Linked DNA regions of Homo sapiens: region 2 is linked to region 1. Evidence: chromatin loops called from intact Hi-C (ENCODE). Cell type or tissue: mammary epithelial cell. All regions are shown on one strand. Links, peaks and the distances in the headings refer to the core of each region. The heading gives the core; the rest is flanking DNA. Region 1 overlaps HTR2A (5-hydroxytryptamine receptor 2A). Region 2 has its middle 160 kb from the start of LINC00562.

Region 1 (5,384 bases), core at 52-5,051:
CTGTTGGCTCCCTCAGAGCATCTCCTGCATAAATAACCTGCACCTGAGTCTTAACTCTGCTCTTAGGGTCACCCTAACTAAGACAAGATTATCTGAATAATGGCATATTACTTTTCAATATCTGAAATAAGTGTAGGACAGGAAGTACAAATTGTGCTGTTTTTCTAGAAGACAGAATAAATACTTTTTTAAGGTCTCATAATCTCAATTATAAATGAAAACTTAAGTGACCTTGGCATACTGTCAATGTAAATCTAGCTTTTAAAAAAGAGATCTTCTCTGCGCCATGAATTCTAAATCTATCTGGGCTTTTTAATTTTAACCCTTCAGGGAAATTGAACTCAAATAGTAGGAGCACTTGTTCTTCAGGAAGCCTGAGGGTTATTAAAAAGGCCAATCCAAAATATTGTAGTAGCTATGAAACTGCAGAAGAGAGCCCAACTGTGAGGAAAATGCCAATGTACAAACATTTATGTTGATATTTGCCTCCTGGGCTCATATCTTAGAAACTTCTTAGATACTTAGCAATTTGATTTATCTCATCCCATATAAAAGATAAAGTTGTCATTTATTTGAAATCCATCTAGAGAATTTAAGAAAACATGAGGGTTCTGCATTCCAGATTATCCTTGGCACCTGAAGCAGTGCCTTGGTTCAACAAGGCCTTGTCTGGACTCTCTAGTGTTCAGATAAGCATAGACATAGAAGAGACTCCTTGCTGAGATAATTGACCCTAAGTCCCTTATTATATGCTTCAAGGAGGAAAAACTCAGATTCGTCCAAGGTCAGACAACAGCAGCAGGCTGGACCTCGGTTTCCTGTCTGTCTTCTGCTGTGACTGGGCCACATGAAAAAAGGTTCCAATTGGGTATGAAGACTTCCCATAAAACGCTGGCTCAGATGGACATACTGGTGTTAATATCAAAAAAGAAGGTCAGAGTTGGGCCGGGCATGGTGGCTCACGCCTGTAATCCCAGCACTTTGGGAGGCCGAGGCGAGGGGATCACAAGGTCAGGAGTTCAAGACCAGCCTGACCAACATGGTGAAACCCCACCTCTACTAAAAATACAAAAAATTAGCCAGGCGTGGTGGTGCGCACCTGTAATCCCTGCTACTAAGGAGGCTGAGGCAGGAGAATTGCTTGAACCCTGGGAGGCGGAGGTCACAGTGAGCTGAGATCACACCATTGCACTCCAGCCTGGGTGATACAGCAGGACTCCACCTCAAAAGAAAAAAAAAAAAAAAGAAAGAGTTAAGACTGGTGTGTAAACCATTAAGGAAAAAATTTTTAAAAATTTTGTTTTAGCAAGCCGCATGCCAAAATAATCAGAAATTCACAAAGAAGTCTTGTCTCATTGCATATTTGCTGGGACAAATGCATCATTAATGTTCTTAGTTTAGAATGAAATCTTCAAAGTCTTGAATGTTTCTTTCAAAATCATCATTATTATTGTGGATTAAATTCAATATTAAGTTATAAAACTTTATATAAGTTATGAAGTGTTTGAAGATACTTGTTTTTTTGTTGTTGTTGTTGGTCATTTCAGGGATACCAAGAAAACATTTCTTGTCCCCAAATTTTCTTCTCACTTGTCTCCTTGATGCCTAACATTTTTCCTTTGATTTCTGCCTTTTGGGTTTTCATCATGGTGGGCTGCTGAAGAGATGTCAATGATACACAATGGCATATCAGCTTCAGTTACTTAGTAGTAGTCTTCCAGAGAGTTGACACCCAAGGGAATGGCATATGGGATGGAAAGTTTTTATGTAAGTCATAAGAGAGAGCACCAAAGAAGGGAGATCTGCATTAAGGTGGGGACAAAGCAGAAGTAAATTTTTTGAAAAAGAGAAACACCAAGAGAGTAGCAGAAGCTGCTGAATTATAATATTGCCTATCCCACAGTTTTGGCTAGAATTTGCTCTGATGGCTAATAATTTACAGAGGCTTTGGAGTTGTTCCTTTTTACTAACACACTGATTACATTTACATGGTGTTTTACAAGTTATCAAGCACAGCCATAGGCATGATCTTATCTAAATTACTCTGTCAGTTAGCCAGGATGGGTACCAGCAGCTCCATTTTACAGACAGTGAAATCAAGGCCCAGAGTTGTTAAGAGACTGGTTCCAACTCACATAAGCAGTGAATGGAGAAGCCAACATGGGAACTCTCCTATTGTGGTTTTGACAGGTGATCTTTCCCCTGCACTGCATGAGGTTGGGAAAATATTTTATGCTTTGGAGTCAGATGACCCAGGCTTAAACTTGCCAATTTTCTTGCCAGCAGTGTGACTTTAAATATGTTACTAACTACTCTGAATCTCTGTTTCTTCATCTGTAAAAAAGAAAAATAATTCTACCTTGTCAGATTGTTGTGAAAATTCCATTTGGTGAAGCAAGGAAAGCAACCAGCTTAATGCTTGGCACACAGTAGGCACTCAATATACTTTCCCTGCAGTTAAAGATGAAATGATGAATGAGGGTAACTGTTAAATGACACCATGCCTCCTTGGTTTACTTTAATTCCTGAAATGATCTCCTGTGAAAGAGAGAGAGTGTGTGTGCATATGTTAATGCATCTGTGCGTGTGCACACCTGTGTGCATGTCCTGGTGTACACCACACGCACCTGTGCACATCTCTTAGGGCACTGAAGTTGTTCTCTATGTTCTTAGGCTTCGTGGAACCAGACATAGTGATCAAACATGGAGCATATTTCTACTGCAGATAACTAGAAACTGGATCATGGCGATAAAGCTAATCCAACTGGATGGATCCTAGCTCTGTGACATGGCTGACTTCCAGAAGCACAGGCTTTTTTGCTCTCGAATATCAGGATGATACCTGGAGTTCTGAGTCTGATGACCTGGAAGATTTGGGGTAATTCCGTTTAGTAGACACAGCTATGGACTCACACAAAATTCATTCATTTTTGAGTCTACTTTATTTACAGTTATTTATCCTTTCTTGAAAACTTTTAGCATCGCCTTGATTAAAATAAGTTCATAAAATAATCTTCACTGTATTTGTTACATATGGCACAGAATAATTTAGCACTTTATAAATATGTCTCATTGATGCACAAATGGGAGGAGCACCCTTTGCTGAAAGCAGTACAGTGACTTAGTTCAATTTGGCTACGGTAGCACTTTAAAAAATTACCATGAGATGGCGCTGTGGCCAAGTAAATGCAGTATGCTTTAAACAGTTTTCCCTAATTATGGCAGTTAATTGCTTTTTTTTGAATATAGAGGAATCTATCATTCAACTTAAAGTAGAGCAAGGTTTGTTACTCCGTTTTAATAGTATTCATTAAAAGTGAATCCTTTAATCACAGATCCATAAATCATTTGACAACTGTGTTTCACTTAGGTGTGAGTCTGTTTAAAAAGCCATAGTAGTCAGAAAATTGCCAGACTAAACAAAGGGCCCAAAGGTACCATTTTATTTAGGATCAAGAAACTATATATGTGGACCATTGTTTTCGCCATCCTCATAGACTTGTCTTAAAGTTCTTCCACAAAATTAGATTAATTTCCAGTTTATTTAAAGAGCTGATATTTTTGTTACACTTTAATCTGCTTTGCAGCAATGGAAGGTCATAGAAATATTAGAACATGAATTCACATTTAAATAAACATGATACAAACATGCACACATGTGTATATACTGAGTGTTTTCATTGACTTGCTTTTCGTCCATATAAATATATAAATATTGAATAAAGTGCATGAGAACATGTCTGTACATATATACAGCTACACATTTGCCTATACAGTATACACTTGAATAGATACTTATGGAAGAAAAAAACACATACACATTTGTAATATATAGGTAGTCAAAAGACATCTATCAGGCAACATTAATGTACATTCTGATCAAGATTGAGTATATGGGGGTAGAATCTGTAATCTTTTCCCTAATATATAATGAAATGTGCAGAGTTACAAGTGAAGGCAAAATACATTAGAGTGGAGACATTTTAACATTTATATTTTCATCAGTTAGTATGGTATATCATAAGGAGTAGTTCAGTTCAAATGCAGCCTTGGTACTAGCAGCATATTATACATTCTATCTTTGAAACAGTGAACCATCTTTCAACATATCTATGAGGACATAATGAGAATTTTATGCATTTCCAAATTACACAATGACACTTCCCACATTCTTTAGTTTTCAAATCTGTATTTTTTTCCCAAAGGTTTAGGGCAAACACTATTTCTCATTCAATAGAAATGCTTCAGCATTGTAATCATATATATAACATTGATTCTAATAACAACATGCAATTTAACCTTGAGTGTTATAATATCAAGGTGGATTAACTGTTGTTAATCTCTTTTTCTCTTTAGTAACCATTTCAATGAAATATTATAATATCTGCTTTTCTATTAGGGAGCCCAGTGTCAATGAGTAATACTGAAATGAGTGAGTTTTTGGAGAAATAGAAGAAAAATTTTGCTCAAAACTATGGTAGTTATAAACTGGCTTGAGATTGAGGTGCGTATTTCTAAATTAATTGCAATGTTAAGCCTCAAGTGATATTTTCCCCCTCCTTTATTTGTTTGGTGTTTATTGGTAACCAATCAGGAAAACTTATTTTTAAAACTACTCTCACAGTTGAAACAAACTTGTTTCTGAACCAGGTAAGAAGGAAATAAGTTGAAATGATTCTAAAAATAAGTCTGTATATATTTTTTGACTAAGACCATTTCAGTTTAGTCATTTTCTTTTTTTCTTTCTTTTTTTTTGTGATAGGGTCTCACTCTGTTGCCCAGGAGGAAATGGCAGTGGTGTGAACTTGGCTCACTGCAGCCTTGAGCTTCTGGGCTCAAGTGATCCTTGCGTCTCAGCCTCCCCTGTAGCTGGGACCACAGTTGTGTGCCACAAGGATCAGATAATTTTTTGATTTTTTTTGTAGAGACAGGGAGGTCTCACTTTGTTACCCAGGTTGGTCTCAAACTCTTGGCCTCAAGTGATCCTCCCATCTCAGCCTCCCAAAGTGCTAGGATTACATGCACGAGCCTCCGTGCCTGGCCGAGCCATTTCGTTTGAAGGCAAGGATTTTGTTTTAATTATTTTTATATTTCTCATATCTAGAAATTTGCTTCACACATAAATGTACACTCAATAGATGATTGTGGAACCAAGCAGAATGGTTTTAATAAATAGTATAAACCGATGGATCTGAAAGCATCAGTTTACCTGATGAGTGTCATAGGAAAGTCACCTGCTTTTTACAGAGATGTCCTAGGACTCTACCACTGTCAGTAGCCGGAAACCTGAGTTCATCCTCAATCCTGACACAGTTACATCAATATACATTTACTGCTCAAAAGAGTGCATGCATGATGCAGTCATTTCACAGCAAGTTACCAAA
Region 2 (5,384 bases), core at 224-5,223, 940 kb after region 1:
CATACTGATGGGTCTTGACTCTTTATCCAGCTTGCCATTCTGTGTCTTTTATTTGGGGCATTTAGCCTATTTACATTTAAGGTTAATATTGTTATGTGTGAATTTGATCCTGTCATCATGATGCTAGCTTGTTATTTTGCAGACTTCTTTATGTGGTTACTTTATAGTGTCACAGGTCTGTGTATTTCAGTGTGTTTTTGTAGTGGCTGGTAATGGCTTTTCCTTTCCATATTTAGTGCTTCCTTCAGGAGCTCTTTCAAAGCAGCCCTGGTGGTGGTGGATTCCCTCAGCATTTGCTTGTCTGAAAAGGATCTTATTTCTCCTTCACTTATGAAGTTTTGTTTGGCTGGATATGAAATTCTGAGTAGGAAATTATTTTACTTAAGAATGTTGAATATTAGTCCCCTTAGTTCCCAATCTCTTCTGGCTTCTAGGGTTTCTGCTGAGAGGTCTGCTATTAGTCTGATGGGTTTCCCTTTGTAGATGGCTTGGCCTTTCGCTCTGGCTACCCTTAATATTTTTTCTTTCATTTCAATGTTGAAGAATCTGATGATATTATAGATCTTCTCATGGGGTATCTTACTGGGGTTCTCTGGGTTTCTTAAATTTGAATGTTGGCCTGTCTTGTGAGGTTGGGGAAGTTCTCCTGGATGATATCCTTACGTATGTTTTCCAACTTGGTTCCATTCTCCCAGTCTCTTTCAGGCACCTCAATCAGTCATAGGTTCAGTCTTTTTACATAGTCCCATATTTCTCAGAGGCATTGTTCATTCCTTTTTATTCTTTTTTCTCTATTCTTGTCTGCCTATTGTATTTCAGAAAGACAGTCTTCAAGTTCTGAAATTCTTTCCTCCACTTGGTCTATTCTGCTATTGATACCTGTGATTGCACTGTGAATTTCTCATGTTGTGTTTTTCAGCTCCATCAGGTCAGTTATGTTTCTCCCTAAACTGGGTATTCTGGTTATCAGCTCCTGTATTGTTCTATCATGATTCTTAGCTTCTTCACACTGGGTTACAACATTCTCCCGTAGCTCAGCGTAGTTCATTTTTAGCCACTCTCTGAAGCCTACTTCTGTCAATTCAGGCATCTCAGCCTTTGCCCAGTTCTGTGCCCTTCCCAGAGAGGTGCTGTGGTCATTTAGAGGAGAAGAGGCACTCTGGCTTTTTGAGTTTTCAGCCTTGTTGCATTGATTCTTTCTCATCTTTGTGGGCTTATCTACTTTCCATTTTTGAGGCTACTGACCTTTAAATGGGGTTTTTGTGGGGTCTTTTTTGTTGATGTTGATGTTGTTGCTTTCCATTTGTTTGTTTTTCTTTTCATAGTCAGGCCATTCTTTCACAGGGCTGCTGCAGTTTCTTGGGGGATCGCTCCAGACCCTAGTTGCCTCAGTTTTCCCCTTACCTGGAGGTATCACCAATGAAGGCTGTGAAATAGCAAAGATGGCAGCCTGCTCCTTCCTCTGGGAGTTCCATCCCAGGGGGCTAGTGACCCGTTGTCAGCCTGGATGCTCCTGTAGGAGGTGTCTGGAGACCCCTCTTGGGAAGTCTCACCCAGTCTTGGGGGACAGGATCAGAATCCTTCTTGAAGGAGCAGTCTGGCTGCTTTGGGTAGAGCAGGTGTGCTGTTTTGAGGGGAACCCTTCCTCGTCCAGACTGCCTGGACTCTCCAGAGCCAGCAGGTTGGCAAGGCTGCATTGACTGAACCACAGAGATGTCAGCTGCACCTCCCTGAGGGGCTCCATCCCAGGGAGAGATCCGAGTTCTTTCCATATAACCTTGGCTGCAGTTGCTGAAATTCCTGCAGGGAGGCCCCACCCAGTGAGGAGGGATGGATCAGGTTCCCTCTTAAAGACGTTTTCACTTTGTTGAAACACAAGGGGAAAAAATAAGCTATAAAGTGTTATGTTTATCAAAGTATAAAATAATGATATCCTTATATCTTTTTCTCTTTTGACAGACATTAACTTCTCAAAGGAAGTGATCAAGATCAATTGGAGAGTGTGCTGCTAATGAGTAAAACATGAAGGACTGGAGGAGGATGAAAAGTCATTCTCTTATCTAGCAAGGAATGACAGGAACTCATCTTAATTAGCATGAAAGGAAAACCACCATGGAAGGGAAGACTTTTAGGGAAGGTGTTGGGGTTCCTACCTTGTTAAGGTAGGAAGTGTAGATAGTCCTAAACTTCAAGAAAGTTAATGCAATGAGACCCTTCATAGTGCAAGAGGTGAAAGGGTAAAAGTTGCCCAATCCCTAATAATATAAATTTGCAAAGAGACCTAAGGAATTGTTTTTTGTTGTTTTTTGTTGGGTTGTTTGTTTGTTTTGAGATGGAGTTTCGCTCTTGTTGCCCAGGCTGGAGTGCAATGGCACCATCTCAGCTCACCACAACCTCCACCTCTCCGGTTCAAGCAATTCTCCTGCCTCAGCCTCCACAATAGCTGGGATTACAGGCATGCGCCACCACGCCCGGCTAATTTTGGTTTTGTTTGTTTGTTTGTCTGTTTTTAGTAGAGACCGGGTTTCTCCATGTTGGTCAGGTTGGTTTTGAACTTCCGACCTCAGGCGATCCGTCTGCCTCCGCCTCCCAAAGTGCTGGGATTACAGGCATGAGTCATCGTGCCTGGCTAGGCATTGTTTTGCAAGGAGCAGACTCCAGTGTCAGTTTGTTAACAGTGCTCTTGGGGCTTCTGGTGCCTTGGAAAATGACTTCAATGGGCCAGAAAGAATTGGGTGTCAAAAGCTGTATCCCTAAGAACTCAAGTGTGTGATACCCTTTACTAAACATGACAAAGAAACAGTGGGTTATACACCACTGAAGACTAACCTTTAAAGATTCTCAGTGGCTTACACAGACCTGAGCCAGAAGCAGGCTGGCAGCATCTGTCAAAATGACTGACTGTTCACAGTGACACCGTGTGGCTGCAAGAAGTAATGACAATATCTGACCCATCTCCATGTTTCCCTCACTAATCGCAACCCTTACATACATGTAAGTCCCTAGAGTTCATAAAATATCAGGAAGCACACTAAAAGGAAGATGCTGTGAACTTCCTCCAAATCTGGCATTAGCGAGTTCCGCTTACCTTGTGGTTTTTTCTGTTGTTGTTACTGTTAAAATGAAAAACAAAGAAGTTACAGCCATAATTGTCCTGTAGTACTGTATATATAGCAATTCAAACTGGAAAAAAAATTTGCAACTCATATCACAGAAAGAGGAGCCTTTTTAAAGATCCCTGGAATCCTTTTTATAGAGGAATTATATTGGAAACTCTGGAACTAGATACACCAGAAACTATCAGTCTGAATCCAAGGGGGCTCCAGGCCCCCAACCTCCACAGCTGTGTGGCTGCCTGTGTGGCTGCAGAGGATGATGTATGGCCCAAGAGCACTGCAGAACACTGGGTCAAACCCAGTTTCTGGATGACATAAAACTGGGGAAGAATTTAAATCAGAGGATGATATCACCACATATCTGTGTGCTGCAGAGGATGTTTTTTAAGGGTATGAAGAGGACTAGGTAAGAGTGGGAACAAGATGGCAAGAGTTTCACCAAAGGACAGACAACCTTTTGACAGGTATCAGGTCATAAATAATGTTAGACATCTATACAAGCAAAACATGCCGAACTGAATTTATTCATAAATATAAAGTCTATTCATAAATTATTATAACAGGCAAGAAAATCAATCACATAATACTAATAAGAAATCTCTGACTACCTTGGAAATATGACTATCATCACAATATTCTTAAACACTTTTCTGTTGAAAAGTTGTTTTATACTAGATTTTTTTTCCTCAAATCCAGCTTGTAAAAATTATTTTCATCAAAATGCACTCAAATTCCACTGAAAACTAGGGGATTTAAATGTGTTGTGATGAAATCATGTTTCCAAGCTAATTTTTAGGGAGAATCTAATAAAAGAATTCTTAACAGAAAAGTACAGAGTGCCTGCTGGGATAAAAATGAAGTGAAGTTTCAAGCAACTTTTGAGTAAAAATCTGGTAGAAAACACTATTTTTAACAGAAAATGTGAAAATTAAGCATGTTGTAATGCATGTCATGTTTTCAAGCTAGTTTTGAGAAAAAAAATCAGTAAAAAAACAACATTTGAAATAGAAACATTTGGGATTTAATCCTGTTGTGTTTTCCAAGCTAGTTTTGAAGGACATTTTAGTATAAAAGACATTAATAACAACAACAACAACAACAAAGAACAGTTCAGGAATTAAGCAATACTATTGAAACAATGGACACAGACTAACCCTCCGGAGGTACCCTCAAGTTGACATGAGATTGTCCTAAATATGTCAGAAGTGGTCAGGCCTTTGTGTCATCTGCTTCTCAGCTTTCCCCAGTGACCAGGTATAGAGTGTAGGCTGTCCCCAGGTTTGGGCCAGAAACTTGGGTGAAGCAGTTGCCTTTACCTCAGGGCGATTCCCTAGAAGTGACTGAGCTGTGAGCTGTCAGCAGCCTGGGAAGTGAATGCCGGAGTCCTCTTTGGGGGATCTGGGTAGTGCTTGCAACACTGTGGGCAAAGAGCATCTGCAGGACATTCAGGGAATTTAGGAAGAGGTATGAGACGACACCACAGAGAACTCCAGGTACATCAGAGCTTAACAGTCTCACTAGCTCCAGAACAGATGTCTGAATGAAGATTCAAGTTCTCAAACAGGCAGCAAGAAACTGTTTTAAAATATTTAAACAAGAAAAAGGGAGGGAAGCTAAACAAGGTAACCTTTTTCACCATGTGGAAACTGACATATTCCAACACCACATGCTGTTGAAATACAAGAGACTACTTAGAATAACAAAAGCAAGTTCTATCACAACTTCAGATGAGAAAGTCTGGGATTGCCTTGATGCAGCTGTGTTGTAGTATGTACAGGATGTGGAAGAGAGTTTTTCCTAATTCCCAAAATTTGAAGCCAGCTACCCCAAGCTGAGACCAAGAAAACAACACATAACACACAACTAGAGATGGACACCCACCACGGAAGACTCTCAAAGTTCACTGCCCATCCCTCTCTTAGTCTATAAATGCAAACCTGAGAATCAAAGAAATCATTGGAGGATACAAGTCAATGGAAATGCAGTATTCATTATGAGTTTTCCCCACCCTTCCCTGGGATCCCTATCTCAGGTCAAGCAAGCAACTGGCCAAGAGAATCATTCTACTTGGCCACCAGAAGTGATACTAGCATTTTATTCTCTCACTGGGCAGTGGCCTTGCTGATCTCTCTGTGTGTCTATTTGAGAAAAATGCAAGAGCATGGGGACAGGGTTGCCAGATAAATTATACGATGTATGGAACTTACTTATACTAAAAAATATGCATTGTTTATCTGAAATTCAAGTTTAACTGGACATCAATCACTT

What was found. Peaks named below come from ENCODE experiments on the same cell type or tissue, not always from the same donor. Only the 100,000 strongest peaks of a DNase experiment are listed, where the experiment ranks them.
Region 2: a loop joins it to region 1, with 14 times the contacts of the local background. A loop is called at or near these places in 74 of 110 quality-filtered maps.

Annotation. Positions count from the first base shown.
Region 1 is chr13:46,828,623-46,834,006 of GRCh38, forward strand. It overlaps HTR2A (5-hydroxytryptamine receptor 2A), which reads right to left. Exons shown (of 4, transcript NM_000621.5): 4 at 2,924-5,384. Among named protein-coding and RNA genes, the nearest start is that of HTR2A-AS1, 21 kb to the right of the region's middle. In mammary epithelial cell, for the core only: a CTCF peak has its summit at 3,160 (motif pointing right); no DNase peak of the experiment used is centred there.
Region 2 is chr13:47,771,417-47,776,800 of GRCh38, forward strand. No RefSeq gene overlaps it. Among named protein-coding and RNA genes, the nearest start is that of LINC00562, 160 kb to the right of the region's middle. In mammary epithelial cell, for the core only: a CTCF peak has its summit at 2,914; a DNase peak (open chromatin) is centred at 2,885.